Linked DNA regions of Homo sapiens: region 1 is linked to region 2. A link is an interaction called in ENCODE POLR2A ChIA-PET data of the cell type or tissue named here. Cell type or tissue: A673. All regions are shown on one strand.

What was found. ChIA-PET counts read pairs that join two places held together with the same protein. Peaks named below come from ENCODE experiments on the same cell type or tissue, not always from the same donor. Only the 100,000 strongest peaks of a DNase experiment are listed, where the experiment ranks them.
Region 1: POLR2A ChIA-PET joins it to region 2 with 8 read pairs; 2 of 35 experiments call an interaction of 5 or more read pairs at or near these places.

What each region holds. Positions count from the first base shown.
Region 1 is chr2:181,678,544-181,682,543 of GRCh38, forward strand. NEUROD1 (neuronal differentiation 1) reads right to left here and starts at 1,974. Exons shown (of 2, transcript NM_002500.5): 1 at 1,887-1,974; 2 at 1-328. The coding sequence starts at 317. RefSeq lists an enhancer at 2,624-3,200. In A673, no CTCF peak of the experiment used is centred here; no DNase peak of the experiment used is centred here; H3K4me3 peaks cover 525 bases; H3K27me3 peaks cover 4,000 bases.
Region 2 is chr2:182,668,920-182,672,919 of GRCh38, forward strand. LOC101929976 (a long non-coding RNA gene) reads right to left here. Exons shown (of 7, transcript XR_427200.3): 5 at 3,982-4,000; 6 at 3,162-3,299. It also overlaps a transcript of PDE1A not described here. Among named protein-coding and RNA genes, the nearest start is that of DNAJC10, 45 kb to the right of the region's middle. In A673, no CTCF peak of the experiment used is centred here; no DNase peak of the experiment used is centred here.

The DNA of each region.
Region 1 (4,000 bases), 990 kb before region 2:
GCCTTCATGCGTCTCAATTTAAAACGCTCCAGGCGAGCCTTAGTCATCTTCTTCTTTTTGGGGCCGCGTCTCTTGGGCTTTTGATCGTCATCCTCCTCTTCCTCTTCTTCCTCCTCTTCCAGGTCCTCATCTTCGTCCTCCTCCTCTCCCCCGTTCCTCAGTGAGTCCTCCTCTGCGTTCATGGTTTCGAGGTCGTCCTCCTTCTTGTCTGCCTCGTGCTCCTCGTCCTGAGAACTGAGACACTCGTCTGTCCAGCTTGGAGGACCTTGGGGCTGAGGCTCGCCCATCAGCCCACTCTCGCTGTACGATTTGGTCATGTTTCGATTTCCTACATTCAACAAGGGAGAGGCAAACAGAAAGAAAAGCAGAAAAACGCTATATTCAAAAGCCAGATACGCCTTCAGCTTCCACTCCCTAAACCTGTACAAATGCTTGCGAAAAGTACCTGCCCATTACAAAATGAATGCCTCTGAGAAAAAGTTAAATGCAGTGTTTTATAATGGCGCGTGCGTGTGCCCCGCTAGTACGTAGGAGTGAGGACAGGACTGGGGGAGGGTAGTGAATATGTATATGTGTACACCACTCACGCATATGTGTTTGTATCCTAGTGATTAACTTAAATGTGTTTATGGTGGTTGCCCGACAGGATAATGTGTGTGGAAATGACTGTACATTTCAGCGACTTCATGTTTATCCAAATGTGTTCAAAGTTACTCACAACTCCATAAAAAAAAAAAAAAGCTGTAAAATCACACATTCTACTTCCATTTCTGTCCTGGCTTCCAGATACTTAGCGATTTAAGTTGAACAGCCATTGCGTAATTTACTAATACTGGCAGCGATTTTTAAGAAGATTACATCGACGGGATACTGAAAAGCAAATGCAGAAAGGAGGAAAAATAGTTTCCACCAAATTGTTTCACCATCAATGTAACATTTGGCAACAAAAGTGGACAGGGTCTTCCACCCCTCCCTCGCCTTTCTTTTCTTGCCTTCCATCTCTGGCCCACCGCTAAATTTCCACCTTGTACAAAAGCGCTAGCTGCAGGGCGAGGGCTGGGGGCGCGGCGCAGAGCGCTCTCCCACGCGCCGGGGATCAGGTGCGGAAGGCTCCTCTCTAATAAACAGCCCATTGAAAGGGCCGCCCGCTCTTTATTGGGGCTTTTCAAAGTTCGCCTCAAACCTCCCTTTAAAAGATTGAGTAATTATAATGGTCAGCGATTGGCAACCGCGAAGTTGCCGCTTCTAGTAAGGAAAATAAAAAGCCTTTAGTAAAACAACTGAATTTCTGGCTCCAGTAGTGGCTGCTGGGGACTTGGCCGCCTCTGGAGCGGTAACAGGTAGCAGGAGTGAGTCCCTCTCCCTTTCTCCACTTTCCCCCCTCTCAACTAAACTATCTCTGAACCTGATTTATTTTCCATGGTGTGAATACTCAAGGTATCCATGTCCCTTTCATTCACTGAAAACACAGCTTGACACTCCCAATGTGCGTAAAATACATGCACACAAAATATATATTGATAACATAGATTTTTTTTTCTTACTGTAAGAAGTGAGAAAGTGAAGTCATTATTGCTTTTGGGACTTTAAAATCAGCACTAGCAGATAATCATAGTTACCGTGCATTCTTTTAAAAAATCCAAGAAGCTCCTATGCTATCCACAAAAGAAACCCAAATTTTTAAAATTTAAATTAGAAAGCCTGCAGGGGGTACTTGAGTGACACGACTCATTATGTGTGAGTACTTATGGGCAATTATGGAGGGGGATGCTGGTCTCAATACACATACACACTCTCGCAAACGCACACATACAGAATATGTAGGTTCATCAGTCTTCAGTTATTGCTTCTATTCTGGGGCAAAAAAATGAAAGAACTGTAATTACCTTTGTTGTTAGTAGGTCCTGAGCAGTGATAGTCTCATAACCCTGGGGCCTCCGGACGCCGCGCCTCCTGCGTGGGCGAATTCCTCGTGTCGTGGCCGCGCGGGCGCTCAGGTTATATAGCCCAGTTAGTGATGCTAAGCGCGGGCGGGGCCGCTAGCTGAGGGGCTAGCAGGTCTATGCGCCTGACGCCTGCGCACGCGTCCAGGCTGTGCGCTCCCCGTTCTCCCCTCCTCCCCACTTCTCCCCACGCCTTGCTCGTCTCCCGCCCTCCTCCGACAACCGCTCCCCTCACCCTCCACCCCTACCCCCGCCCCTCCTCCTTCCTCCCCGGCATGCGCCATATGGTCTTCCCGGTCCAGCCAAGAGCCTGGAACCACGTGACCTGCCCATTTGTATGCCGCGGAGCGCTCCATTCCGGCCCCTTTGTGGCCAGAAGAAAGTGGCCCATCTGTCGCCAGTTAGAGACTCCGCGGACCTGTTTTTACCCGCAGGAGAGATTAACCCTTTCAGGCGGCAGAAGGGACGGGGATAGAGGGGGGAGGGGATTTGAGGGAAGGAAGGGAAAAGCTAATGTTAACTAGGTCTAGATCAGAGCGAGTGGCCTGCTTTCGCGCCGGAAGTAGGACAGAGGTGAAAGAGGCAGAAGCGGGGAGACTGAGGCACGCAGTGAAGAGTCCTCGCTCCTTTCGATTTCTTGTCCTGACACTGGCATCCAGAGCAGCATGACTCCTTGCCCTCTCTGAAAGGCCCATCCCTTGGCTTCTTCTCCTTGGCAGACGCTTTGATCATTGGCGCCAAAGGATGGCTTCTCCTAATCTCCGTCGGCCCCTCTAAGCAAACATATACGCCATATAAAAGCGGCTTCATCTGTAAACGCAGCGTTGAGATTAGTTCCCCAACCTCCCTAACCGGATCGTCCTCTCCCAGTTCCTTCAGTACAGAAAAGTTGTACCTGCCATTCTATCCCTACCATACGTGCAATTCTTCATGTCCTGACCTTCAGCTACGACTGTTCCTCCAGACCCTCTCACTACGTCAGTCCCCACCTCCATCCCCAGGATCTTGTCCTCAAAGCGAGCTAGTTCTCGCGAGGAGGCCTTGGTTCCATTGGCCTTTGCGCTCTCTTATGTGGGAGCTGGGGACTTCTTTGACGGTTGTATTCTGCCTTTTAACCATGGCCACTGGGTTGCTGGAAAGGGCACCCTCACTCAGCCAGTCCAGGGACGCTTCTGGTTCCCTGGCCAGCCCGCCCTGGACGGCCTCGGCTCTCTAGTCCAGGCATTGACCACAAGTACGGTGGTGGACACCTCGCCACAGCCGGACCTGCGCTCTTGCTCCCCTCAGTCTCGGGTCTGTATAAGATACTTGATTCAGACAAGCGTTTTCAAAGAGAAGATGCAATGGGCCTGTGCTGAACGGGTCTTTCCGATCTCTTTCTAGAAACGCCTTTAGCACAACCCCGGAAGGATTAATGGCTGCGAACTCCTCCAGACTTCAAAGCCTCTGATTTGAAACTCCCAACTTGAAGGTCAAGCAAAGACCACAGAAATTCTCGACCAGTTCTGAAGGAGCCATATTGTTGCCCAAATAGCAATTCTTTACTCTTTTCGAACAAGGGTTTTCCAGAATAATAGATTTTAAAAAGAAAGAAAGAAACTGGCCTGTCTACTCGTTCTTTCCCAGCTTTGCCTCTAATCCTTCATTAACTAACTCCTTACCCCCTCCCAGACCTGAAACCCTCTGCAATAAATACCTCTTACGTGAATTGCTTATTTAAAGGCAATTGCACTAAACATCCCTCGAGTTTGCAAACAGCGACAGGGTTGAGAGGCTGGATTGGGGTGCATCTGGGAGAGGGTGGGGACGGGAGGAGAGAGTAGGGGTAGAGGAAGAGGGTCCTAGCCAGATCCCCGGTGTCTGAAGGTAGCAGGTGCAGCCTTCCCTGCACAGTACTAATCTAAAAGGGGAAGAAAAGAGTTGTGCCACCGAAGCGTGGCGTGAATCGTTGTGGGGTTCTGGAGTTTTGCTTGCTTTTCTACATTCACTTGGCTGACAAAGCGCATAGGGGAGGATAAAATAATTCACCCAGGAGCCTGGGCCCAGGATTTACCCCT
Region 2 (4,000 bases):
AGCCAAGTATGAGCTTAACAAACAGGTTACATAATGCATGGGACTGTGCACCTGTGCTCCAATCCCACTCATCATGCTGTACTGGATGTTTATCTTGGCCTATTCTTGACCACAGCATATCCATTTTCCTTTCAAGAGGCCTTTGATAGAGGAGAGAAACAGCCTTTCAGGAAGGTTGAACTTTGAATTAACTGTTTCCCCCAAAGAAGCTATTCTAGACTGAAAAGACCAAATAACCTTTAATAAGGCAAGATTAAGTGTACTGACCCTTCACTCACCCCAGACACACTATTTACAGGACTCCAAAGATCATTCCTCAAAACAAAGGAATACTACTTGTTTTGGCCCATTTTGTTTGTTAGGTGTGACTTTTAATACAATAGCCCAGTAGGGTCAGGTGTTGCTTAATTAAAGTGATGGGAATTATTGTTTTGACAAAGTCAAAGACTGTTCCCAGATGTGGGTTTTTAACCCATCTTTTAACAAATATTCCCACCAGTCAAGGAAAATTTGTTGAATTTTGCTATAGTTTCCATGTATTAAAAGTTGGAAGTTTGTTTTGTTTTCTATTTTCAGTCTCTTCTCTGACTTTACCTTTTGTTAAGATCTCACCCTTCTTTAAAACAGCAACCTTCGCTATTTTTCCCTATTAAGCATGTTATTTCTTTCCCATCTTCCTGATTAAAGATTTTTAATGAACTCCCCATCACTCATATTTTCGTCATTAATTCTGTTTATAATCCCTTGTATTTTACATTCTATTCGCACAGCTCTTGACTGCCTTATCATAGGTGGTTCCCACACTTCTTAACTCTCTCCTTTGAATCCACCTTTTACGCCATGTGTATGGTAAACACCCTGATAGCAATGACATAAGCATACCCTGAAAATGCTCCCATATGGCAGACGCACCTGCGTGTGCGTTCTGAGCTAAGGAATCCGGGAGTGGCCAACCCAGAGATTCATTCCTTGTCTATTAGGAACATCTGAGCCCTCGGAGCATCCCATGGGAACATGGGCCACACACGGGCCCATTTGGAGCACATGAAGGTTGCCAGGTGCAGGTCATTAAGGGATGATGGTGTTAAGTAAAAATGCTATATAAACCACATGCTGTTTGCAAGCAGTTTTGGTTTTCCTGGCCAGCTCACTGCCACAGGGCCATGCAGATATCTTGTCCAGCCCACCACCACTGGATTCTCTCTTCCCTGTATATAAGTGCCCAGTACAACCCCATGTCTCGTTTGCTGGCTCTGGGTCTCTTTTTGGCTTCTTGAATCAAAAGGTACTCAGGGGGTTTACCCTACACCTGTTTAGAGAAAAAATTCCAAGGTCTTCAGTTGTTCCCACCTAAACCATTTAACTGTTTTACAAGGACTAGTATTTCTCAATCCTTAATTGCACACTAAAGACTCCTAGGAAGCTTGAAAAATTAATATAGAGTCCTGAGCTCTACAACAGGGCAAGTAAATCAGAATATCTCAGAGTGAGACCCAGCTATCAATAGCTTTTAAAAGCTCTCCAAGCTATTCTCATGTGCAGTCAAGGTTGAGAATCATTTATCTAGAACTAGATCAAGTCAAAGTTGGGCTAGATTGTCCTAGGCCTAGGGCAATGATGCATCACAATCACCTGGGGGATCTTGTTAATATTCCTGGATTTCAGACCAATTGAATTAAAATCTCTAGTGATGGGTGCCGAAGCCTCTTTTTAACAAGCTCTCCAGACATTCTTATTTAGCCAAATGGTCCTGGTGTGGTGACCAGTATTTGGGAAACCAATCACCTACCAATGTTTCTCAAGCTTTAAGGCACATAAGAATCACCTGAGAAATCTTGTTGATGTGGAAGTTTTAATTCAGTAGGACTATGGTAGAACCTGAGAGTCACTATTTCTTTTAGAGGGGAGGCGGGTGGTGGATGGAATCTTGCTCTGTCGTCCTGGCTGGAGTGCAGTGGTGTGATCTCGGCTCACTGCAACCTTTGCCTCCTGGGTTCAAGTGATTCTCCTGCCTCAGCCTCCCGAGTAACTGGTTTTACAGGCGTACACCACCAAGCCTAGCTAATTTTTGTATTTTTAGTAGAGATGGGGTTTCACGATGTTGGCCAGGTTGGTCTCAAACTCCTGACCCCAAGTGATCCGCCCACCTTGGCCTCCCAAAGTGCTGGTATTACAGGCATCCAGCCACTGCGCCCAGCCATACTATTTCTCATAAACTCCCAGGTGATGGTTATGCTGCAAGTCTATGGATCACACTTTTTTTTCTTTTGAGACGGTGTTCTCGCTCTGTCGCCCAGGCTGGAGTGCAGTGGCGCGATCTCAGCTCACTGCAAGCTCCACCTCCAGGGTTCACGCCATTCTCCTGCCTCAGCCTCCCGAGTAGCTCAGACTACAGGCGCCTGCCACCACGACTGGCTAATTTTTTTTTTTTTTTTTTTTTTTGTATTTTTAGTAGAGACGGGGTTTCGCCGCATTAGCTAGGATGGTCTCAATTTCCTGACCTCGTGATCCACCGGTCTCAACCTCCCAAAGTGCTGAGATTACAGGCGTGAGCCACCACACCCGGCCTGGATCACGCTTTTGAGTGGCCAGCACTCAAATTACACAAACCCCATTTTTCCTGATAGGTACATTTCTTGACCCTTCCTTACTAGCATCATTTGCAGCTTTGCTCTGGTGGGGTGGTTGTGACTTTCTTTTTCTTTTTTTTTTTTTTTTTGAGACAAGTCTCGCTCTGTCGCCCAGGCTGCAGTGCAGTGGAGCGATCTCAGCTCACTGCAAGCTACACCTCCCAGGTTCACACCACTTTCCTACCTCAGCCTCCCAAGTAGCTGGTACTACAGGCACCTGCCACCACGCCCGGCTAATTTTTTGTATTTTTAGTAGAGACAGAGTTTCACCATGTTAGCCAGGATGGTCTCGACCTCCTGACCTCATGATCTGCCCACCTCGGCCTCCCAAAGTGCTGGGATTACAGGCTTGAGCCACCGTGCCCGGCCGTGACTTTCTAAAATGCCCTCTCCTTTCTTAGTGACCATACACCCCGCAATACTCCCCTTACTCCAGCTCCTCCTCGAATTCTGCCCGCTAAACCTCTCCTCTAAATTGCTAGAACATTTAATGTGTCCAAACTAATTTTTCATGCTAAATAGCATACTTACCAATTATTTTTAAATGGTATGATTTTCTTGGATCCCTAGTTTTCTTCAGTGACTATGCTGAGGATGTAGTAGGTATTTTTTAAAATACTGGCTAGTTAAACACTTGAATAGTTATATGGTAATTGTTCCCATTGTTACCTATTGGTTGAGAAAATACACATTAAAATATTACTATCAATTTGTTAATGTTTTTATATAAGCATATTTTACTTGACAAAACAGCATGTATGCACCTTAAAATAGTGTTACTTTACCATTACTTTTAATGCAAAAACCCCAATTACTTTTCACCAGCCCAATATTACAAAAGTGTGAGATATCATGAATTTGGACTGTTGACAAATAACTCAGAAACCTTTAGTTAGTATTCACACAAAAGGTTACTGACATAAAAGAGAGTCAGTCATTAAACAGTTGTCAACAAATATAACAAAAAGAGAATTTATAAAAGAAAGAGACAGGGTAGAAAAAACACACATAGACTATCTGAGAGCAGTGTGTTTTGTTTAACTTTTCTTTGGTAAGCTGATTGGCTGGAAGCCATCAAAAAGACAAATGTGGGCAGCCTTTCCTGGAGCACATTGACCAGCCGTTAGTAACAACTATTGTAGTGACTTCTGGATTCTCTGAGAAAGTAAGCTGAGCAGCATTCATGATAAGCTGCCTCTGTAGGATGCCTGCCACGTCCTTCTGTTAACATTTCCACTTTGGTTGGGCTAAACTTACACCATATGCCCCTTCAAATCTGAATTCTATCAGTAATTCTTAATCTTCATTTTAATGTGTAATAAGAATTTTGTGGCTCATCATGTCTTCCTACCTCAGATTGAGAATCCCCA